Linked DNA regions of Mus musculus: all the other regions are linked to region 1. A link is a loop called in an ENCODE intact Hi-C map of the cell type or tissue named here. Cell type or tissue: heart. All regions are shown on one strand. Each heading gives the region's core, and the rest is flanking DNA. Links, peaks and the distances in the headings are about the cores only.

What was found. A loop is a pair of places that touch in the nucleus more often than their neighbours do. Peaks named below come from ENCODE experiments on the same cell type or tissue, not always from the same donor. Only the 100,000 strongest peaks of a DNase experiment are listed, where the experiment ranks them.
Region 2: it touches region 1 in a loop (2.9-fold over the local background); 7 of 42 quality-filtered maps call a loop at or near these places.
Region 3: it touches region 1 in a loop (4-fold over the local background); 34 of 42 quality-filtered maps call a loop at or near these places.

The regions. Positions count from the first base shown.
Region 1 is chr17:29,265,276-29,273,301 of GRCm38, forward strand. BC004004 (cDNA sequence BC004004) reads left to right here and starts at 3,513. Exons shown (of 9, transcript NM_030561.3): 1 at 3,513-3,727. In heart, for the core only: a CTCF peak has its summit at 3,478; DNase peaks (open chromatin) are centred at 2,795 and 3,666; H3K4me3 peaks cover 1,878 bases; H3K27ac peaks cover 2,173 bases.
Region 2 is chr17:29,344,088-29,352,113 of GRCm38, forward strand. Mtch1 (mitochondrial carrier 1) reads right to left here and starts at 3,845. Exons shown (of 12, transcript NM_019880.4): 1 at 3,380-3,845. The coding sequence starts at 3,700. In heart, for the core only: no CTCF peak of the experiment used is centred there; DNase peaks (open chromatin) are centred at 2,824, 3,094 and 3,774; H3K4me3 peaks cover 2,658 bases; H3K27ac peaks cover 2,528 bases.
Region 3 is chr17:29,508,724-29,516,749 of GRCm38, forward strand. No RefSeq gene overlaps it. Among named protein-coding and RNA genes, the nearest start is that of Gm26885, 21 kb to the left of the region's middle. In heart, for the core only: a CTCF peak has its summit at 4,641; DNase peaks (open chromatin) are centred at 4,628 and 5,948; H3K27ac peaks cover 1,047 bases.

The sequences.
Region 1 (8,026 bases), core at 1,421-6,420:
AAGAGTGTGTCAGATCCCCCAGAACTGGAATTACATGCAGGCTCTAGCTGGCATATGGAGGTTAGGAACAGAGCACCTGAACCATTTCTCCATCCCTAAGAATGACATTTTTCATGATTAAGGAAAATTATTTTTAAAAACAGTCTCTTGGACCGGAAAGGTGGCTCAGAGGGTAAAGTTACCTGCTTCCAAACCTGAAGACCTGAATTCAACCTGGGACCCATACAGCAGAAGAAAAAAACTTCTCATAAGACACACAAATACACACACACACACAGAGAGACACACATATACACAGAGAAGAGAAGCGGCAGGGGCTCTAGCTCAGTGAGAGCTTAGTTGCCCAGCATGTCAGAAGCACACACTAAACCATCAAAAGCAGCTAACTTCCACAGCCTAAAATTATAGATTTTATCTTATCTTTTTTAGGGGTACTTTTTTTTTTTTTTTTTTTTTTTTTTTTTTTTTTTTTTTGGTTTTCGAGACAGGGTTTCTCTGTGTAGCCCTGGCTGTCCTGGAACTCACTTTGTAGACCAGGCTGACCTCGAACTCAGAAATCCGCCAGCCTCTGCCTCGCAAGTGCTGGGACTAAAGGCATGCGCCACCACGCCCGGCTGGGGAGTACTTTTTAATTTTTTTTTTTTAAGTTTTGTAATGTTTTGGCATTTTCGATGTGTTCTACAATTATGTTATATTAAGGCAGGCCAACGTCAACTTAAAAATAATCCAGTGTCGAATCCGACCCTCAGCTCAGCACCATTTCTGACCCATATTTGACACTGCACTGTGAGGCGGCCTGTCAGCCTTCTCTGTGTTTGTGAGGGTGAGTGAGCGGTGTGAGCCTTTACTCCTCACTCACCAGTAGGCCTTCAGGGGGCTTCTCCCCAGAGATCTTAGGGGCCATGTGATTAGGCTACCCCATAGTTAGACATTCCTGTCCCTTCCTCCTCCTCCCTCGCTTTGCCCGCTTCACCCCTTCCTTCCCTTCTTCTCCCTCCTTCTTGGGCATGGCTTGCTCTTCAGGCTTCCCTTCAACCTCTCTCCCTAGCGACACCTAGAGAGACTTAACTCTGTCTGTCTTCCTGTTCTCTTTCTCCCTTAATCTTCATGGTTTATGTCATTAAGAATATCTTTATAGGGCTGGAGAGATGACTCCGCAGTTAAGAGCACAGACTGCTCTTCCAGAGGACCTGAGTTTAATTCCCAGCAACCACATGGTGGCTCACAACCATCTGTAATGGGATCTGATGCCCTCTTCTGATGTGTCTGAAGACAGTGACAGTGTACTCACATACATGAAATAAATAAGTCCTTTTTAAAAAAAAAAAAGCCTTATAAAAATCTCCAACTCAGCTTTTAATTAGTTAGGCCTGAAAACCTCTGCTATATCCAATTCATGACTCCTGAGTCAAGGTCCCTAAAAGACTAACAGACAGTTGAAGGTGACATGGGGCTCTAGGTCTCTGTCACTGTGTTACCTCTGACATCATGGGGGCTCATTCCTGAGTCCACCCAAAGCATCATAGGTGAGTGTCCCTGACCACTGCTTGGCTATGTGTGGTCTTGGTTTCTTTGCTTTTCTTTTTCTGGGCAAATCCCAGTTAATGTTTACCGAGTGATGCTGCCACAGAAGGTAGAATAGATTCATCTACACTCTGTTCCTAGCTCGGAACAGTAAATGTCTCTTCTTGGGAGACATCATCAATAAGGTTTAATCCCCCAGATTTTTTAAAAGGTTTTTTGTTTGTTTGTTTGTTTGTTTTTGTTTTTGTTTTTGTTTTTTATATGTACATGAGTACACTATTGCTCTCTTCAGACACACCAGAAGATGGCAATGGATCCCATTACAGATGGTTGTGAGCCACCATAAATTGAACTCAGGACCTCAGGAAGAGCAGGCAGTGCTCTTAACTGCTGAGCCATCTCTCCAGCCCTTCCCCCCTCCAGCCCTGTTCAAGAGAACAGCTAGAGATGCCTTGGAAAGAAACTCCCCAAAGCAGCCCAGTCTGTGAAACACCTTTTTTTTTTTTTTTTTTTTTTTTTTTTGGTTTTTCAAGACAGGGTTTCGCTGTGTAGCCCTGGCTGTCCTGGAGCTCACTCTGTAGACCAGGCTGGCCTTGAACTCAGAAATCTGCCTGCCTCTGCCTCCCGAGTGCTGGGATAAAAGGCTTGCGCTACCACTGCAAGGCTAGCCCTAAATTCTTAAAGACATTCTCTGTTCTCTTCCAGCCTGTCATCTAAGGAGGCTGCCACTCTGATCGTCACTGTTCTCTGTAAAGCTGGTGTCCTTAGGGAAACAGAACTGTACCTCTTCAGTGCAGTCTCACCTGTCTCTCTTTGCCTTGCAGCTTCAAGTGATGGGAACTCTGCTAACCCCAGTTCTCTCACTCGGTGAGGTTCTGAAAAGGGGACTTTGAGAATTTCCAAGGCCACCATAGATGAATTTAGGCTCCATATATTCTCCTTTTTAGTTTTTTTGTTTTTTTGTTTATTTGGTTTTTCGAGACAGGGTTTCTCTGTATAGCCCTGCCTGTCCTGGAACTCACTCTGCCCGGCAGCTACAGACAGTTCTAAGCCATTGTGTGGGTGCTGGAAAGTGAACTCTGGTCTTTTTCTGGAGCAGCAGGTGCTTGTAACTCCGGAGCCCTTTCTCTAGCCTGTGTAACTGTCATTTTAAGGGGTTAAAAACAAAGTCAGTTCTGGCAGGCTTAGTATGTCAGCTGAGGGTACAGGTAGTAGTGGGTGTCAGGAAAGGAGACTTATTTGTGCCTGTATGGGGAGAGCGTAGAGTGGCCTGGTGGCCTGGAGTCTTTGCTCTGGTTCATCTGACCCCATCTCACAGTCACCATGGCTTTTGAGTTATAGCATCAGGGCTGAGCCCAGCATTTTGTTTCAGGTCCCCGGGTAGAAATCAGTTAAAGGTTCTGATATAGAGGCTTGAGAGATGGCTTGGCTGTTCAGAAAGCTGTTTTCCCAAAGAATTTGAGTTCAGTTCCCAGAATCTATATCATTCTGCTCACAGTTGTCTGTAAGTCCAGTTCCATGGGATCCGGTGCCTCTGAAGACACTTATGTGCATGGAGAAGCGTACACATACTACACACACACACACACACACACACACACACACATATACAAACAGTTGCTGACTGCCACTCCCTATTTGTGAGAGAAACCTGCAGTCAGTTAACCAGCTCCATAAACCTGTTTGGCTGGTTCATGGTCAGGTGTTGTGAGAATGTTCATGTTACAATATATAATTCTTGAAGCAGTTTCCTAAGAGTACAGTGCTTAGTGATGCTTACCACAGAACCAGCAGTCAATAGATACAAACGAGTGAGCCAAGTGTAAATGGGAATGAATTGAGTCAATGAGTCCGGACCCCTAAAAAAATTTTTTTATTATTATTATTATTGTTGTTATTAATATTTTGAGACTTCTACGACTGAGAAGGCGCAGTAGTGCCATCTGGACGTCAGGGGGAGCAAGAGCACAAGCTTTTCAGATACCGCGAGATTTGCCCCGCGCCCCGCGCCCCGCGACCTCGCCAGATCTGTTTCGGAACCTGGGGCGCAAGGAGCTTTTCCTTTGTGTTCCAGCCCTGGCCGGCGGCGCGAGAACCACTTCCGGGTCGCGCTGCCGGAAGCAGGAAGTTGTTGGCCCACCCTCCTCGCCCGGCGGCTGCTGTCCCCGAGGCGGGAGGAGCCCGAGAGGGCGCGGGCCCGCATGTGAGTGACTGGGGCCCGAGGCCGGGAGGGGGGAGGCCGGCCGCCCTCCGCGGCCGCCGCTGCCTCGCGCCGCCCTCCTCGCCGCTCCCGTCCGCGTTCTGCTGACTGACAGCACCCCCGACCGCTCCCCGGGGCAGATCCCCTCTGACATCTTTCCCGAGGCTCCGCGGGGAGGGTGACGGGGTCCGACACTGCTCGAACTTGGTTCGCAGACGTGGCGGCCGTGTCCGAAAGCCCTGACCCCGCTTGCCAACCTGTCACAGATGCCTTAGCGTCACCCCTGAATGGCCCCTTCTTAGACATCTTAGCCCAAATGTTAAGGAGGAAGTACTTAATTTAATTTTATTTATTTTAATGTGGACTTAATGTGATAAACTTGGCGTCTCAGAACGTGGCATGGCACACTGACCCGTTTGCAGTCAATCGCCTGCCAGTACGAGAAAAATAAGCTGCCTAGTGTTTCCTTGCATTTTAAGACTTAAACCTTGCAAGCCATGTGTCGTGAGTATGCTATGTCAGAAACATAAAGGGACACGTTTGTCTTTTCACAGTGCCAGGCACAATGTCTTTCACAATGGAAGTACAGATTCACAAACTGGGTTTCGTTGGCTGCAATTTTGCCAAGATTTCGAGATTTCCCTTGACAGCTGGCCATCACCGAAAATAGAATATATCATTCCAGTCTTCACTGGTGATATTAACTCTCACCGGAGACTACACATCCCACAGTAATTATATGTCTATGTAGGCTATTGAATAGCTGTGTAAGGGGTAAAGAGGCCACAGGAGTTCTAAGAGGCCTTACATGAAGCAGAAGACAGATGTAAAGAGAAAGACAAGTATTCATGATAAGGTATGAAGGCTTTGGAGCTGAGGGAGGCCCGGAGCTAGACTTCACCATTGAGGTGAGCTTGGGAATGAACTGGAAGATGGTCCAGAAGGACACACAGGTGGCCACATCAACAGTGGCAGGAAGGGGAGGATCTTGAGCTCCAGAGATTGGTAGGAGTTCTCTGCTGTCAGCCTTTAATGAACACACTCGTGGTTACACGGGCAATGGGGGCTCTTGTCATTATAGCTTTAGAAGTGTTCATGGGGCTCAAGTGAAGGTGATCGATTTTTGCCACTTTCTAGGGCATATGATAAGTTGGTTTTATTTAGTGTATTTGATAATGGATCTCCTGGTGTGAATTCAGTACCCTTATGTGTTCATAGAGTTCTAATTTATTTTGATAAGTTATGGTTGGTTGGTTGGTTGGTTTGGTTTGGTTTTCCTCCCTGGCTAGCCTGGAACTCACTCTGTAAACCAGGCTGGTCTCCAGCCCTCCTCTGCCTCCCAAGTGTTGGGATTAAAGGCGTGTGTCACCTCATCTGGCAGCCTCGATAGGCCTATAGGTGGAAAACTCTGTTTATTAACTTTTAGAAGTAAGTGGTTGTCAGTCCGTTCTGCGTGAGAGACGCTAACAGGTGGTGGAACCCTATGCACAGTGAGGCGTGGTGTGGTCTTCCTGCTTCTGCATTCCCACTTAAAATAGAGCCAAACGCTGCTTTTATAGAATGGAGTCACCTCGGGCAAGGTACAACCTGAAAACTGCTGTTTCACACAGTATGAAGTAACACATAACAAGGCACACACAGCTTACAACCCCACACATTTTATGATCTGAAAGCCTGTATCACTTTGGTATCGAATGTTCTGTAGTCATCGCACTCTTGGTAGTAGAGATTACGCCTACATCTTCAGAGTCAAAGTCTTTCCCTTGTTCACTGGGTAGTTCCCAGTGTGGAACTTTTTATGGACCTCTCTCCCATTTGGTTAACTCAAAGTTGACTTGTTTCAGTTTCTCTCTTAAGAACACACGGGGAATGGGGGTTGGCTCAGTGGCAGAGCGCTGGACTGGTATGCGCCAGGCACTGCTCAGGTCCCCCTACTGAAGGGAAGCAATGCAGATTACAACTTAAGTCAGGCATGCTGACGACTGCCTTTAATCCCAGCACTTGGGAAATAGACTACATGGAATAGTTTCTTAAAACCAAACCATCCCGAGACCCCAGCTATACATGTACATGTATAGTATATGTATACACAGGTGGGCATGTTTGTGTGGAAAGTTCACCTTTGCTGCCTTGCAGTTTGGGCTGAGTGTTCACACATCCCAACTTTTATACCAGAAAGAGCCAAACTCAGGTCCTGAAATAGCAGTAACCGCCCGTGGTCAGGGAGCCCTCCTGCAGCCTGCATTTTCTCCATTCTCCAGTTCTCTGCCTTGGATCATTTTTCTGTGACCCAGTTTAAATGTCTGTCCTCCCTGCCTATTCTCTGACATTCAGAAAAGGTGAAGGTGCTTGCTTCCAGGCCTGCTGCTCACTAAAGCGACACCAGGCTGATGTGTATCAGGAGGAAGGGCACTCGGGGAACCACGAGACATGGTTTGGAGACAGTGTTCAGCGGGTCCTTTCTTTGGATTTGTTCCTTCATTGGGTTCTTTGATTTTTTTTTTTGTGTGCTCTCATTTTCTCTATTTTTAAAAAAACTTTTTAAAAGTTAATATGTGCATTGGCGCTGGAGTTACAGACAGTTTTGAGTTACTGGGAACTGTAGTTACTGGGAATTGAACCAGGATCCTCTGGAAAAATAGGCAATGCTTTTAACTACTGAACTATCTCTCTAGCCCCAAGTTGTTGTTGTTGTTAATATTAATATTCTGAGTGAGTGTATGCACCACATATATAATAAGAGGCCAGAAGAGGGTTCAGGTCTCCTGAAACGTAGGGGTAGGACTTACACAGTTGTGAGTTGTGGTGTGGGCACTGAGAACCGAACCCAGGGCCTCTGAAGTATTAGTAAGTGCTCTTAATCTCTGAGGCGTCTCTGCAGTCTATTTTCTCCATTAGTCTGCTTTGAAGAACTCACAGTGTAGATTGGGAGGAGATGGAAGACAGGCTTTTTAGGAAGATGCCTGTGAACTAGCATGGTAATAGAGACGGTGAGGACGGCTTAGTGGAAAAACAGGACAGACCAAAGAGGTGGCAACTAGGCCAAGTAGGCTGTGGTATGGGTTAGACTTCATCTTATAGCAGTTATCAGTAAGTGTTTCATTTACTTGGATATTAGAACAAATTTTGCATGTGCCATTGTGTAATCCTCAATTGCAGTAGCTATAATTATTCACCACTATCACCTCTCTTTTTTTGGATACAGGGTCTCATGTTTGAGGCTCCAGGCTAACCTCACACTTGCTATGTAGCTGAACTCCTAATCCTCCTGACTCTAATTCTGACTCTAGTTGAGTGCTGAAATTACAGATGTGTTCCCCACATCTGGTTTATTATCCCCCCCTTTTTTTTAAAGATTTATTTATTTATTTATTTATTTTATGTAAGTACACTGTAGCTGTCTTCAGACACTCCAGAAGAGGGCATCAGATTTCGTTAGGGATGGTTGTGAGCCACCATGTGGTTGCTTGGATTTGAACTCTGCACCTTCAGAAGAGCAGTCGGCGCTCTTAACTACTGAGCCATCTCACCAGCCCCTTATCCCTTTTTCATAAGTGAAAAAATTCTAAGATTTAAGGAGTGTATCAATAAATAGAGGAAACTAGGTGAATCCAGATTTCTCCAGCTCTAGCTCCTGTGTCCTTAGCAACCGTGCTAAATTGTACCCCAGAAAGACGTAGGGCATCTTGAAAGGTGTGTAAACCTGACCCACTGTTTAGAAAACCACTGTCAGCCGGGCGTGGTGGTGCACGCCTTTAATCCCAGCACTCGGGAGGCAGAGGCAGGCGGACTTCTGAGTTCGAGGCCAGCCTGGTCTACAGAGTGGGTTCCAAGCCGGCCTGGGGATAAATAAACAAATACATATAAAAACCACCTGTGAATAAGAAAAAGGTTAAGCTGAAGATAAAAACTGGAAACACAGAGATGACCGTTATCTTTGTGATAGTCCACGGTAGAAATTTTTTTAATTATTTATTCTCCTTCTCCTTCTTCTTAATAATAATCTCTGTCTTATGGCCCAGATTGGCTTGGAATTCACTGTGCAGACAAAACTGGCCTCAGACTTGCAGAGATCTTCCTGGCCCTGCTGCTGAGTGTTGGGGTTCCAGACGTCATACCTATATCATTCAGTGGTGATTTCATGGGCAGGAATGAGGCAGAAAGGAGAGTTTCCATTTAAACTCAAGAGGACTGGTGTCTTCATTAAAAAGGAAAGACAGACAGAAAGGGAGGGAGGGTCTAAGGGATAGCTCAGCAGGTGAAAGAATTTACCGTCGAGTGTAATGACCTGAGTTTGATCCC
Region 2 (8,026 bases), core at 1,896-6,895, 79 kb after region 1:
AACCTCAATCACTCTGTAACGCTAGGACAAGATGGCCCTCGTTTCCGCTCAACCACTACAACCTTCGCTGTAAAGCAGCGCATTAGAACGGAGGAACTGTCAAGCCCACAGACAGACAGAGAGAGGGCTGGTCACCATAGCCATATGAGACCCCTGTGGAGGAGCCAGGGTGCTAAGTTTGCCAACCAATGAGAAGCTCTGCTGCCAGCAGGGAGGTGAGGGGTACAGACCAGAGTGTAACGGGATGAGGACAACCTCCCTTGGGCCCTCAGGACAGACCTGAGCAGCAGCAAAGGACAGGCCCGCAGGTTAGGACGCCAGGCCGTGTCAGCAGTGCTGGGTCGGCTGCTGTGCTGTGCTGGCTGCTGCTTTCCCTTCCCTTTCTTTAGGAAGGTGTTTCATCAAAGTCCACATTACTCCAGTAGACCTGACTCTGAGATACACTGAAGGTGGCTGATTTTAAATGTCTTAATTCTTTTTTTTTTTTTTTTTTTTGGTTTTCTGAGACAAGGTTTCTCTGTGTGTAGCCCTGGCTGTCCTGGAACTCACTCTGTAGACCAGGCTGGCCTCCAATGTAATTCTTATTTATTGTGTCTGATGTGAGGTCGGAGGTCAACTCTGGAGTCCGGTTTCCTCTGGCCACCTTTGCTGTAAGTTCCAGGGATGGGACTCACATACTTTGGCTAGAGCAACAAGTGGCCAGTGTGCTGCTAACCCATCTCACAGCTCCTGACTGTAAATTTTTTTTTTTTTTTTTAAAGATTTATTTATTTATTATATGTAAGTACACTGTAGCTGTCTTCAGACACTCCAGAAGAGGGAGTCAGATCTTGTTACGGATGGTTGTGAGCCACCATGTGGTTGCTGGGATTTGAACTCTGGACCTTCGGAAGAGCAGTCGGGTGCTCTAACCCACTGAGCCATCTCACCAGCCCCTGACTGTAAATTTTTAAAACCCTTTATTGTGAGGTCTTTTTGAAAAAAAATGACGCTCACAATGGCTTATCCAGAAAAGAGTTAGGTGACCCAGGCAAACAGCTTTCCCTTCCAGAGTTCTTCTTCTAGGTCAGAAGTGGCCTTCCGCGTCTTCAAGTGGAGGGTGGTCCTTTGTGCTGGAACTTCAAGCCCCAAGCTCTTGCTATGATGCTGCCCACCAGTCTTATCAGCACAACTCCAACCTGATCCTAAAACCCGAACCCTCAACCGCACATCCTCACGGCTCTCAAATCTGTTGAGTTTATCGTCTTATGTCTACTGGGTTATCAAAGGTACAATGTGAGCCGAGGTCACGGCCTACTTGATTTGTCCTCACGTCATGCTCACCTAGATCTGTTTCTAACTGTCCTAACCACAGCCAACACCGTGATCCCGTACCTAACACCAGCAGAGCCAGTTTGCCACCTTCAATACCTCTGCCTGCCTCCACCCCCGCCCACGAGTCTTGATCTGAGGCTCAACATCTAGCCTGCACACCTGTTCCCTGCAAAACACAATCTGTTATTATTGTTGCTTTTTTGTTCAGTGTTACCGATTACTAAGCTATAGCCATTAAGCTCCCTGAAGTTGTCACCCCCAACAGAGCTCTTAGGCTTACACCCCCCTGCCATCTAGTTCCCATCACCCTTTGGGCTCCCCTTCACTCTCTAGGTCCCTCTCCAAAGACCTTTCATTCTTTCAAACCCCCACACTAATGCCACCATGCTCCCAATGATAAGCCACTTCCCCTGTGTCCTCCCACACTACACCCAGAGCCCCCCCGACCCTCTCCGCCTGCCATCCTAAGGTCCAGCATTTGATTCTCACCCCATCAGCTCCTAGCACCTCCAACTGCTCAACTCAGATACCTGCAAAGCCCAGAGTCCCTCCTAAGCTGAGGCTTGCTGTGGCTGCAACACTATGTTGTAAATACACATTCACATGACAGTAGGTCAGTGCTGGTCTCCAAATCCCCCTTTCAGCCGTCTCCAAATCTCTGCACAATTTGATGCCCAATGGCCCTGACAGTATCTTCTCATTCCTTATATTTCTAGTTAAACTCCAAATTCTAGAATCCCCATTCCTCAGACCCCAGGGCTTCAGCAACTCCCATTCTTTGTTTGTTTTTCTCGAGACAGGGTTTCTCTGTGTAGCCCTGGCTGTCCTGGAACTCACTCTGTAGACCAGGCTGGCCTCGAACTCAGAAATCCGACTGCCTCTGCCTCCCAAATGCTAAGATTAAAGTCCTGCGCCACCACTGCCCAGCAGCGACTCCCATTCTTAAGGCCTTCTCATTCCAAATGTATTTCTAATTCTCTCAGTTCTATGACAAGGATAGTACAATAATCTTCACACTCACTTGCCTTAAATCAAACCTCAAATCTTAGCTGGGTCTCCAACTCAATCCTCACCACCCATCCCCCACTCCTTTGGAAAATGCTAGGCTTCATCTTTGATTATCAGTCTGAGCCTGAACCACGCCAATCAAAACTCTCCCCACCTCCATCACACACCCACCCAATTCTGCCAAATGCACAACACCTCCTTCCAACCAGATCCCTCCTCCCCCTTTACCCTTTCCTCATCCTCTATTGGAGTGAATTGCTGCCAACAAGCAAAAAAGCGTTTAGGTGCCCAAGCATCCTTGAATCCAGACATCCCTACCTTTGCTCCAGCTTTGACAACCCTTACCTATTGTGCCTATCCCCATTTTCTGCCCATTCCCAACCCACGCAGACACAATTACTTCAATTCCTTCCTTCCTCCACTAAATGCGTCATCCCATTCTCCCCTTCCCCCTAAAAGCCGCCTCCTGGCTCCCCTTTCCAGACACCGCTCCACTCCCCCCCTCCACCAATGCGGAGGCCCCTCCTCCCACCAAATCTGTCGTCGCCATCAAATCTACAGGCTCCTTCTCAAGTAAACCGATAGCTCTTCCCTGCTGCATTCTTTCCCTCTGAAATTTTTGGCCCTGCTGCCCACTCCTTTGTCCCTCAAAGCTTTCATCCATCTCTATAAATCCAGAGCCCCGCTGTCCTCTGCCCCAAATGTACTCACCTTCTAAACACGTCGCTTTTGTACCCAGCCAGCCCTCATCTACCCATTCACCAAAACTTCTCGGCCCTCCCCCAATCCTGTGGCTTCTTTCCGCACCCCAAATCCATTACCCTTCGGAATTTCAAGCTCACTGCCTTCGACTACTTATCTCCCACATCTCATCGCCTTTCCCTGCACCCCCAAATCCCTTCCTACCCCACGTCTGTCACTCACGTCCCTTCGCTCCCTCCCAGCACCTCCAAATCGCTTCCTTTCCCACGTCAATCACTCAGATCCCTCAGCCCCCTCCCTGCACCCCCACACCGCACATCCCATCCACATCCTCCCGCCGCGCCCCCCGCCCCACCTGGATCAGCAGCTTCACGTAGAGCAGCGGGTGACTGAGAGCCGTCACGCCCGCGCCCAGCGCCACGAACAGCGCCTCGGTGGTCGGGGCGTTGTCCCCGGAGCCCGGGGCGCCCGGGCCGCCGTCCATCCTGCGCGCCGACGGCTGAGCCGCGGGCCGAGGATGGCGAGGGTGCGCGCGGTGCGCGGGTGGCGGGTCCCGAGCGCGGGCCTCGACTCCGGCCGGCGCGCCGCCCCGAGCTCCTGCACCAGCTCCGGCTCCCGCCATCCCCGCGGCGCCGCCGGGAGCCCAAGGCGCCACTTCCGGGTCCGAAGCCCCCATGGCGCCAGGCGTGGAGGTCACTCCCCGTCACGTGGTGCTGGCCACGCCCCGAACGTCAAGGGGAGGGTCCTGGCAGCACCACTCACGCCGCGGGGCGAGGGGGCATGGCGGGCGGGCGAGTGTTGTTCCTTGGTGCTCCCGGGCCCGCCTCCTCCGGCCCGGGGCGGGTTCTTTGCAGCTCTGTGCCCGCCCCTTTGCGGACCAGGCCAGTCACCGCAATCGTGCCTACGAGTCTCAGTCTGTGTGCCCTGCTTCTGCACTCCTTCAGCACGATCCCGGGACCTGTGTAGAAACCCCTCAATAGTTGAGTAACTCACAGCTGCTGAGGGCTGGGAGCACTCTTTGCCTGTGCACTTATGAAGGCCCGGTGCTGGCTGCGTTTAGTTACTAAATAACTAGGCCTGGGAGAGCTCTAGTCTAGTGCCTGGAGCATAGTGCTACGCATGCCTTGAGAGCAATTCTTAGGGCCACCTTCCAGGAAGGTGCTTACTCCAGCCGGTGATTTGTTTCCACCTCTGAACAAGCACAGCAGCTCTCAGCTGGTCTTGAACTGCCCAATAATAGAGTCTTCTGGTAATGGACCTCAGAGTCAGCAGGGACCCTTTGGTCCCTAGCAAGGGACCTTGTCCTCTTGCTAGTTTGCAAGGAAGGTCTTTGGAATGGTCAGATATTTGCACCCTCCCTGATTGCCCGTGGTGTAGGTTTTACCTCACGTTCCTGACACTTGCCCACGCAAATACTTTCCATCTGTGGGCTTTTCCTCCGTATTGTCCCCAGTGCCTTGTTTTTCCGATCTGTATTTGACTGTCCCCCATTGGACCGTGTTTTTGTATGGCCCATTCCGAATGTGGCTCCCTGTACCGTACTACCGTGTACTGTACTGTGTTGTATCATATTGTATTGTCTGGCATTAATATCTATCTTCTATCACCGCAAATATAGGAATGCATAGAAAGTATATCTTCAGGGAAACCATTCCTAAGGGAATGAATGAAGCAAACAAAGTAACAATCCAGTGCAGTGGCACACACCTGTAAAGTAAGCCCGATACTCAGGAGGCAGAGGCATCAGGATAGGAGTTCAAGGCCAGACTGAGCTGTGCACCATGCTACATCAATTTCCTTGGCTGCAATTGATAGCTGGCTGTTAGCAATCACAATTCTTTCATTCACATCTTAGTTACTAATATTATCTCAAGATACAGATCACACTGTGATTATAAGTGTGTGTGTGTGTGTGTGTGTGTGTGTGACAGAATGACTTCAAAGGGTTACAAAGGCCACAAATCTCAACAATTTGAAAGAGTCCTTACTGGAGGCAGAGGCAGAGAAAGCCACTTCTGAGGTTAGATATTAACCAGTCCATCTGGAGAACGGCTCAGGAAGGGCAGAGCTGCTGAGGGCTTGCAGGACTGGGTACAGGTGGGTGAGCAGATGGACAGACAGATGGATGGTAATTCAAACAGGCCACATCAAACACTGGGAACCCAGCTAAACTGAAGCCCCTGGGATTGCCAGGACTTCTCATTCCTCTGTCCCTTGACAATATACACTGAGTGGTCAAAAGATAGGCCTGACGTCCAGAGTTAGGTGTCTTCCTTTCTATGAGGTCCAGGTGAGAGAGTATTGTACCCTTCCCTAGTATGATGGTTTGTATATTCTTGGGCCAGGGAGTAGCACCATTTGGAGTTGTAGCTTTGTTGGAATAGGTGTGACCTGGTTGGAGTAGGTGTGTCACTGTGAGTGTGGGCTTAATACTCTCACCCTAGGTCAGTCTTCCACTAGAAGCCTTTGGATGAAGACATAGAACTCTCAGCTCTGCCTGCGCCATGCCTGCCTGGATATTGCCATGCTCCTGCCTTGATGATAATGGACTGAACCTCTGAACCTGTAAGCCAGCCCCAATTAAATGATTTTTTATAAGACTTGCCTTGGGCATGGTGTCTGTTCACAGCAGTAAAACCCTAACTAATATACCTGGTCTGGCATGTCACATTCTGAGGCCTGGTTTATTTTGTTTTATGGGCAAGAGTGTTTTGTTTGCATTTCATTTATACTTATGTACACCACATGTGTGCCTGGTACCCTAGGAAGCCAATGGTTGTGAGCTGAGAACTGAACCCAATTCCTCCGTAAGAGCAACCGGAGTGCTTAATGGCTGAGCCATCTCTTCGGCCCTTACTATGATTTTAGGGCACCCATGTGCCTGTAGGTTTCCTCATTCTGCTCTGATACGTATCAGTCAGTTAGTCTTTACATTTAGGAATAAACTATTGTCTTTGCCATGTGGGTAGTGGCAGAGGTAGTTTCAGGACAGCCAGGGAAACCCTGTCTTGAAAAACAAACAAATGTCCCTGAGTCTTGGGCTCCTTTTGGGGAGAAAAAGGAGAAAATCTAGCATCTGCTCTTGATAACCATGGCTCGTTGCAGTAGAAAACCTGCCCTGTCCTGTGCACCACCCCGCCCGCCCAGAAGTCCATCCTTACAGCCTGCTTCCTAGTGCCTCTCCTGTGTGGTTTCAGTTGGCATCAGCGATTGCTAATCATCGTTGAGACTTCCTGCCTCTGAGAACTAAAAAGGGCAAGGTCTGATCCATTTTCCTTTTCCTTTCTTTCTTTTAAAAAAATTTGGGTTTGTTTTTAGCAGTACTGGGGATGATGGAACCTTGGCTGGATCTTGGATCTCCACCTGTAGACCAGGCTGACCTTGAAGTCGCAGACATCCACCAGCCCCTGCCTCCTGATGGCATCAAAGCATTTCTAATAAACTCCAGGGCTGCACACATCCTACGCAATTAGTCTACCTCTGAGCCATACACTCCAAGCCGGGGTGGGTGAATATATGTATATGTGGGTGAGCTGAATCCCATTCTGCTACGCACACTCCAGTGAAGTCTGCTTGGCAGGCGAGAGGCCTGGAAGTGCTCACGAGAAACTCAACCTCCTGGAACCAGGCATTCTCATAACCCGTATACTCATACCCTATCCCCACATTAGTCTGGTGTATGGATCCACGTGCTCTCTTTTGGTATTATTTTATTGTAAAGTGCCTTTAAAGATTGAATTCTGACATAGCTAAGCCCTTGCCAGTGTTCCAACTCCTAAAAAAATCCTTGAAGCCGACAAACTTGGAATTCAGTAGGAATTCTGTAAGAAGGTTATCTATCCAGTAACATTCAAATTTACTGCTAGTAGAGATGGTGGAACTAATTAGGCATTGCAAAGAATGGAGCCGGAATAGCTCTGGGCTGGTCTGCAGAGTGTTTACTTGGGACAGTAGTCAGTCTTACCCAGACAAGGGAATTCACAATGGCCTAGCCAATAAGTGGGTTTATCATGAAAGAGTTAGGGAATCCCCCTGAGAGAGATTTCTTCACTAGGCCCAAAGGAACAGCATAATCAGGCATTTACTAAGAACCCCTGGTGGTGGGCTTAACAATAGACCTGGCTCCCTTCTTAGTGGTAAACAGGACCTGGTCACCGCCATCTTTTGATGTATACATTCCTTTTGTATTGTGTCACTGTAACTTGGTGGATGTCTCACGTGGTTTCTTGTCACTCTTCTGTATAAAAAGTTTGATGCTCCACTTGAAAAATTACACTCGCTGGGCGTGGTGGCGCTCCTTTAATCCCAGCCCTTGGGAGGCAGAGGCAGGTGGATTTCTGAGTTCGAGGCCAGCTGGTCTACAGAGTGAGTTCCAGGACAGCCAGGGCTACACAGAGAAACACTGTCTCGAAAAAAAAAATTACACTCAGATTCTACACAATCTCTCTTGTCGCTTCTGTCTGTCATTTGCCGACTCCTTGTCCACCTGCAACTAGAGACCCATTCTACGAAGACAGGGACCAAAAAGGGTCCGCAGCACCACTCCTACAAGTTCCCCAGTGGAAACTAGCTATTCTGGGGTACCTGTGCTCAGTCTGGGTGCTCAGTGGGATTTGAGACATCAAGAGTCTCTACTTGGCCATGACATTGTCTGAACACCCCCTGATCCTGATTTTTAGGGTTAACAAAGGATGAAAGGAAATAATCCACACTTGAGGAACAGGTTGAAACCTCAGGTTCAGCATGACAAAAAAAAAAAAATCAATTAAAAAAATTTAAGCCGGGCAATGGTGCCACACGCCTATAATCCAAGTACTTGGGAGGCAGAGGCAGGGGGATTTCTGAGTTAGAGGCCAGCCTGGTCTACAGAGTCAGTTCCAGGACAGCCAGGGCTACACAGAGAAACCCTGTCTTGAAAAACCAAAAATAAATAAATAAATAAATAAAATCCTCTCTCAAAAAAAATTTTAAGATTTGTGTGTGTGTGTGTGTGTGTGTGTGT
Region 3 (8,026 bases), core at 1,896-6,895, 240 kb after region 1:
CATGTATCAGATTCCATTACAGATGGTCGTGAGCCACCATGTGGTTGCTGGGAATTGAACTCAGGACCTCTGGAAGAGAAGCCAGTGCTCTTAACCTCTGAGCCACCTCTCTAGCCCCCTCAGGTTTTATTTTGTTTTGCTGTTTTATCTTTGTGTTTTGCTTTGTTTTGTTTTTGTTTTTGCAACAGGGTTTCTTGTGTAGTTCTGGCTGAAACTCCCTCTGTAGACCAGGCTAGGCTCAAACTGAGAGATTTGCCTGCTTCTGCCTCCCAAGTGCTGGGATTAAAGGTGTACACCACCCCTGCCCAGCCAGGGGCACTATTCCTGAGGGGGAGTGGGAATTGAGCGGAGCCGCTAGACTCACAGCTGGAAGCCCCGGAGTACAGGTGTGTTGTGAGCAGATGTGCCTGACAGTCAGAGGCGGAAGTCAGGTGGCTTCTGTGACCCATGACCTCATTCCCTTGAGACAGGGTCTCTCAGAATCTCAAGCTAGCCTTGTAGTCCCAGCAATCCTCCAGACTCTAACCTTCCCTTCCTTCCATATGGCGATTACTGGTGATTTTTTTTTTAACCTGGCTCTTTAAGTGAGCTCTGCAGATTTTCACGCAGGTTGTCATGCTTGTGCAACAAGCACTCTTGCCCGCAGAGCTACCTCCCAGCCTGTGCCTCCCAGCCTGTGCCTCCCAGCCTGTGCACGAATTCTGTTTGGAAACTTGCTGCGTCACTGATCTGCTGTGGACAGAATGGGGTTCCATCCACGGATAACAGAGAATGTTCTAACACAGCTTCACGGTGTCCTGGAGCCATGAAACGAGCTCCTTTTGTATGCCTCTTCCTTCCTTCCTTTCTTCCTTCCTTCCTTTCTTTCAAGATTTATTTATTTAGTGTATAGGAGTACACTGTAGCTATACAAATGGTTGTGAACCTTCAAGTGGTTGCTGGGGAATTTAGGACCTCTGCTTGTCCTCTCAGTCCCTGAGTGCTCTGGCCCAAAGATTTATTTATTATAATAAATAAGTAAAGATGGTTGTGAGCCACCATGTGGTTGCTTGGGATTTGAACTCAGAACCTTCAGAAGAGCAGTCAGTGCTCTTAACCACTGAGCCACCTCTCCAGCCCCTCTACACTCCTGGTTCTTATAAGGTGGTTCCACTTGCACATCTCTGGGCTAACTCCTAACTTCTCACAAAGCCCTTCTGCACTCCTGTTTCCTATAAGTCCACCCCACCCCAGCACCTCTGGGTTCTCTCCCAGCCTGTAGCCTTCCTCTTAATAAATTCTATCCATCCTAGTTCCGGATTCCTCACCAGCCACTGCCTCTACCCCAGGCCCCATCCCCTCATCACCCTGCCTTGCTTAGGCTATTGCAGATGCAGCTCCTGACTGGTTTGTTCTGTGTACCCTAAGCACCCTACAGACAAGCCTCTGCCAAGACACTTAAGGGGGCTTTGTTGTTTGGGTTTTTGAGACAGGGTCTCACTGGCTGGCTGGCCTGGAACTCGCTCTGTAGACCAGGCAATAGATTCATAGAGATCTGTTTTCATCCAAGTGCTAGGATTAAAGGCACTAGACAGCCACTATTCTTGGGCTCTTGTTTGTTTGGAGACAGAGTCTCATGTATCCTAGGGTAGCCTAGAACTTTTTTTTTTTTCCAGCACAGGGTTTCTCTGTGTAGCCCTGGCTGTCCTGAAACTCACACTGATAACGAGGCTGGCCTCAAACACACAGAACTCCACCTGCCTCTGCCTCCCCAGTGCTGGGATTAAAGGTGTACAGGACCACCACCCAGCCGCCTAGAATTTATTTATTTATTTCTTCCTAGCATTTAGAGGATTTGTGGAATGGAGCAGGGTGGTTGGAGGTGGAGGGAAACTAAGGTAGCTTTTGGTCTGTACATGGTAAACCAACTTCACTGCTCTTGGTAGGAAGTGTGGGCTTTTAGCGTGCTAGAAGTAAGGGTGGAGGTTTGGTTAGCCAGAGTCAAAGGTCACCCACAGGTCATAACACGCAGCAGTCAGGGGTCAAGGATGTCAGTCTACCTGAGCTATCTTCAAGTTCCTGAAAAAAAAGAAAAGGAGAAGAGGAAGACAGATGAGGTAACTGTCATTGATGTCACATCAGAACGTGCAGGGCTGCGCTTCACTTAGCTCAGTGACCTTGGAACTCCTGGTGTGAGCGACAGGCGGAGAGGGAATGACCCTTGAGGTCAGAAGTTAAGACCGTTTGTGGTTAGTGTGCCTTAGTTCCTGTGAGAACCCAGGCCCTCTCACCTGAGGTCGACTCTCTGGCCAGCTGACTCTGAGAGGAAGTGCCTTCTAAGTCGCTTTCTGGTTATTGGTAGGATCCAACTACTTGGGGACTGATGTTTGCGAACATTAGTGAATGAAAAATTGAAAATAAGACTGAAGAGATTAGCTCAGCGGTTAAGAGCACTGACTGATCATCCAGAGGTCCTGAGTTCAATTCCCAGCAACCACATGGAGGCTCACAACCATCTGTAATGGGACCCGATGCCCTCTTCTGCTGTGTCTGAAGAGAGCAATGGTGTACTAATATACATAAAATAAATAAATAAATCTTTAAAAAGAAAATAAAAAATAAAGAAGATACCAGTGTTCGTAGGTATGGTGGAAGAGGAGGTTTATTGTAGATGCGAGGGAGAGAGCCAGCAGCTGGGAAGTCCTGGAGAGTCCAGAGTGAACAAGACCTGGCCCTGGGAGGAGAGGGGAGCAAAGGGGAACAGAGGGCTGGAAGAGTAAGGCCAAGTTTCCAAAATGGCTGCGCTATCTAGGGAAGGCAGCTGGGGAAGAACACCCCAGCCTCTGGGCTGGAGAAATTTAGGGTATGCCAGCCATGCCCTGTAACAGGCAGGGACTGAGGGATGCTGGGAGAACCTGGGGCCAGGGTTGCTTTGCTATGTTAAATAGGCACCTCTGGTAGTCATTTGTCCTGGGTTTGAGATCTAACTATAAGTTCCCAGCCAAAGGAACCTCTCTGTAGGGAGACTACCAACTCTGGGGCTCTGTCTTGGTACCACCAGCACTGAAGTCTATACGGTGTTAACAAGAGCTTTTCAGGTGGTGAGAGCTTAGTGGATAAAGATACTTGTGGTCAATCCTGGAACTTGTGTGGTGGAAGGAGATTTCCATATGTGCTCCGCAGCACACTAGTTCTTCCTAGCAAACAAAGAGATGTCATTCATATATATATATACATATACATATATATATGAATGACAGGGTTACACTGTATAGCTTGGCTGGCCTGAAACTATGTAGAATGGGCTGGCTTTGACTGCAAAAAGGCCCTGGGTGTGCTTCTAATTCTAGAGCCCTGGAATTAAAGGCAGGGGCTCCAACCTAGTCAAGACTAATTTATCTATTTATTTATTTATTTATTTATTATTTATTTACTTTGGAGACAGGGTCTCTCTGTGTAGCCCTGGCTGTCCTGGAACTTTCTCTGTAGACCAGGCTGGCCTCCAACTCAGAGATCTGCCTGCCTCTGCCTCCCAAGTGCTTAATATTAAAAGTGACTTAAAATAAGTCACCATCCAGTGACTTATTTTATTTTATTTTAAAGATTTACTTATTTTATGTATGTGAGTACACTGTAGCTCTTCTCAGACACACTAGAAGAGGGCATTAGAACTCATTAGAGATGGTTGTGAGCCACCATGCGGTTGCTGGGATTTGAACTCAGGGCCTCTGGAAGAGCAGTAAGTGCTCTTAACCGCTGAGCCACCTCTCTAGCTCCCTTTTTTAAATTGTAAATTATGTGTGTGTCTGCATGTGCACATGTGTGCTCGAGCTCGGGTACCTTTCAAAGCCAGACGGCAGCAGCGTCAGATCCTTGGAGTAGACAAGCGCGTTCATTTGTTTTGAGTCTGGGTCTCTGTGTAGTCCTGGCTGTCCCCGAACTCTCCATGGGGATCAGGCTGACCTACCTTTGTGGCTTGAGCCCTAGAGTGAAAGGCCTGTGCCACTATACCCGTCCCCAACAGTAAGCCTCATAAATAGACTTTGCATTAAAATGTAAAATTACGGCTGGGCGTGGTGGTGCACGCCTTTAATCCCAGCACTCTGGAGGCAGAGGCAGGTGAATTTCTGAGTTCGAGACCAGCCTGGTCTACAGAGTGAGTTCCAGGACAGCCAGAGCTATACAGAGAAACCCTGTCTCGAAAAACCAAAAACCAACCAACCAAACAAAAAAGATAAAATTACACTCATTTACTCATGAGTGCGAATGTATGGATGTGGGCTGGCCATCCACCGTGAGAGGGCTGGGGTCAGAGGGCAACCTGTGGGAATCGATTCTCTCCTCTGACCCTCACCTTGTAAGCGACCGCTTATCTCTTTGCTAGGCTCTGTTTGTTCCCAGGGCATAGGTACTGACCTGCTCTTGCTGAGCTCCGTGACCGGTGGACCGGTCTTAGTGGAAGCAGTTACATAAACAAAGTGGATTTCAGAGAGGTCAAAACCGAAGGGATGGGGGAGGGCTTGGGTCATCAGTGCAGAGTGAAGCCCAGGGGAGGTGGGACTGAGGCCTGGGGACTGAAGCCAGGGGAGGAAGGGTGGTAGAAAGGGAAGAAGCAGGAGCCAGCTAGATTGGAGTCCGTGAGCCAAGAGCGACACTTGTTGGCCGAAGAGGGGGTAGCCACCTGTGACAGGCTGCGGAGATGGGGTGGGGCTGGAGAGGTCAGGAGTAGAAGTGGGAGGGCCTCCCTAACAGAAGCAGCCTTAGTGGAAGTGTGAAGGCTTCCCCAGAAGGTGATAGAGTGGAGAATATGGGAGGCACATGGGGCTGGAGAGATGGCTCAGCGGTTAAGAGCACTGACTGCTCTTTCAGAGGTCCTGAGTTCAATTCCCAGCAACCACATGGCGGCTCACAACCATCTATAACGGGATTGGAAGCCCTCTTCTCTTCTTTCTGAAGAGAGCAACAGTGTACTCACATACATAAAATAAATCTTAAAAAGAAAAGAAAATGGGAGACACACACCTTCACAGGCCAAGGCAGGTGAATGAATCTCTGTAGGTTCGAGGCCAGCCTGGTCTACAGAGAGAGTCCCAGGATAGCCAAGGCTACACAGCTCATTTTTGTATACTGAACCTTAGAGTTTCCCACACCAAGTACCTTCTAGTGTCTCTTTAAAAAGCTAAACATATCTATTTATTTTTTTCCTAAGATTTATTTATTATTATATCTAAGTACACTGTAGCTGTCTTCAGACACACCAGAAGAGGGCATCAGATCTTATTAAGGATGGTTGTGAGCCACCATGTAGTTGCTGGGATTTGAACTCATGACCTCTGGAAGAGTAGTCAGTGCTCTTACCCGCTGAGCATCTCCAGCCCCCATCTATTTATTCTTATTATTACTGTGTGTGTGTATAGGCACATGGGTGCTATGGTGTGTGTGTGTGTGTGTGTGTGTGTGTGTGTGTGTGTGTGTGTGCGTGTGTGCCTGTGTGTACATGTCAAAGGACAGCTTTAGGATGAGGTTTCCAGGGTTGAACTCAGGCTGCCTGGACCCTGCAGCAAACACTTTTAATCTGAGGAGCCATCTTTTGTGCTTTCGGGCCCAGCCATCTTTTTGCTTTTTATTTTGTTATACAGTCTCACCAAATTGCTGGAGTTCGAATTCCGGTAGGCCTGGAACTTTTTGACCCTCCTGCCTTAGGGTCGTCAGCTGGTGGAATGACCCGCTTACACCTGGCCCGGCTCAAGTTTCTCTTAATCGAGTTTATTTCTGGTTTCCAGCCTCCTCACTTCTGCTGTGACTGGGCTGAAGACACCGGGGCAGGGATTAAATCCTGTTGTAGGTTTCAATACTGTTTGTAGAATCTTGTTTTGGCCGGCAGTGCTAACTGGAAACTTGTCGCCGATTGCCACCTAGTGGTCATTTGAAGAACTGCCCCAGGTCCAAATGAATTTCTCGCAGTTTATTGGGAAAAGGAGTTAGACTGCTCGCTATTCTGAATTCGGTGAGTACACAGTAGGAGGAGTGTTCAGGGCTGGGAGGAATGTGATTCAAACGAATAGTGTTGGGGAGAATGGCTCGGTGGGTAAGAGCTGCCAAAGCATGTGACCCTGAGTTCAGATCACAGAAGCCAGTCTGGAGCATGGTGTGCACCTGGAATCCCGGTACTGAGGCCGGAGGATTTCTGAGGTTTTTAGACAGCTTAGGCAGTGTAGCCAGGCAATAGCAAACTCCAGTCTGGTGTAGGAGAGACCATCTTGAGGGGATAAAGAAGAGTGATCATGGACATCTGACATCTGCCTCTGGCCCCCATGCACAGCCCCACGGGGACGAACAGATCTCCACTCCCAGACACTTCTTTTACTTCACTTTATTTTTTGAGACACGGTCTTATAGGTCTAATGTAGACTAGGACTCTTTCTGTAGACAAGGTTATCTTCTAACGCACAGACATTGGACTTCCTCAGCCTCCCAGTGCCGAGACAGTGCCGAGACAGAACGTGAACCCCACCGTATCTGGCTTCAAACACTTTTGTTTTGTTGTTCCTACACAGCATATGGTCTCAAGCAGCCCAGGCTAGCCCGAAACATGAACATACAGATGGGGAAGAGTTTGAACTCCTGATCCCATACCTCCAATCACCAAACACAGTTTCCAGGCCCACACCACCACCATGCCAATGTTTAGAAGGCTACTTATTTGTTCATTTGTTTATGTACGTAGTTTTCTGAGACAAGGTTTAAAGGTACTAGATAGGATATAAGGTAACCCTACTATCCCACTCTCCATTGAGGCTGCTGCATATTAGGAGTTAAGAAGTGTATAGAAAGCCGGGCGTGGTGGCCCACGCCTTTAATCCCAGCACTCGGGAGGCAGAGGCAGGAGGATTTCTGAGTTCGAGGCCAGCCTGGTCTACAAAGTGAGCTCCAGGACAGCCAGGGCTATACAGAGAAACCCTGTCTCGAAAAAAACAAAAAACAAACAAACAAAAAAAAAAACCAAAACAAAACAAAAAAAACCAAGAAGTGTATAGAAGGGTTGGAGAGATGGCTCAGTGGTTAAGAGCACTAACTGGTTTTCCAGAGGTTCTGAGTTCAATTCCCAGCCGCAACATGGTGGCTCACAACCATCTGTAATGAGATCTGAGGCCTTCTTCTGGCCTGCAGGCTTACATGCAGGCAGGATGCTGTATATATAATAAATAAATAATTAAAAAAAATTTATTTAGCCGGGCAGTGGTGGCACACGCCTTTAATCCCAGCACTCGGGAGGCAGAGGCAGGCGGATTTCTGTGTTCGAGGCCAGCCTGGGCTACGGAGTGAGTTCCAGGACAGCCAGGACTACACAGAGAAACCCTGTCTCAAAAAAAAATTATTTATTTATTATATGTAAGTACACTGTAGCTGTCCTCAGATATTCCAGAAGAGGGCATCAGATTTCATTACGGATGGTTGTGAGCCACCATGTGGTTGCTGGGAATTGAACTCAGGACCTCTGGGAGAGCGGTCAGTACTCTCAACCACTGAGCCATCTTGCCAGCCCTAAATAAATAAATCTTTAAAAAAATAAAATAAAATATATGGGGCTGGAGAGATGGCTCAGTGGTTGAGAATACTGACCGCTCTTCCAGAGGTCCTGAGTTCAATTCCCAGCAACCACATGGTGGCTCACAGCTATCTGGAATGGGATCTGATGTGATGCCCTCTTCTGGTATGTCTGAAGACAGCAACAATGTACTCATATAAATGAAATAAATAAATCTTTAAAAAAATATGGAAGGTACTAGATAGGACATGCTGCTGCTTCTTCAGGAGCTCAGCCAGTGTGACCTAAGTCCTGCTTTTATATGTGGCCTGGCCATGTCACTTCCTCTAGTACTCTGTAGCACTGCATGCAAGGCCGACCTGTAAGGACAGTGGGTATAAGACTATAACATTACACTTGGGTGTGAAACACAGGCCACAGGAGTGGTTCCTTGCTGATGATAGGTGCACACCAGCTCTCAGCAGTGAGCTTTTACATACTCTTTCCTTGGAGGCCTGG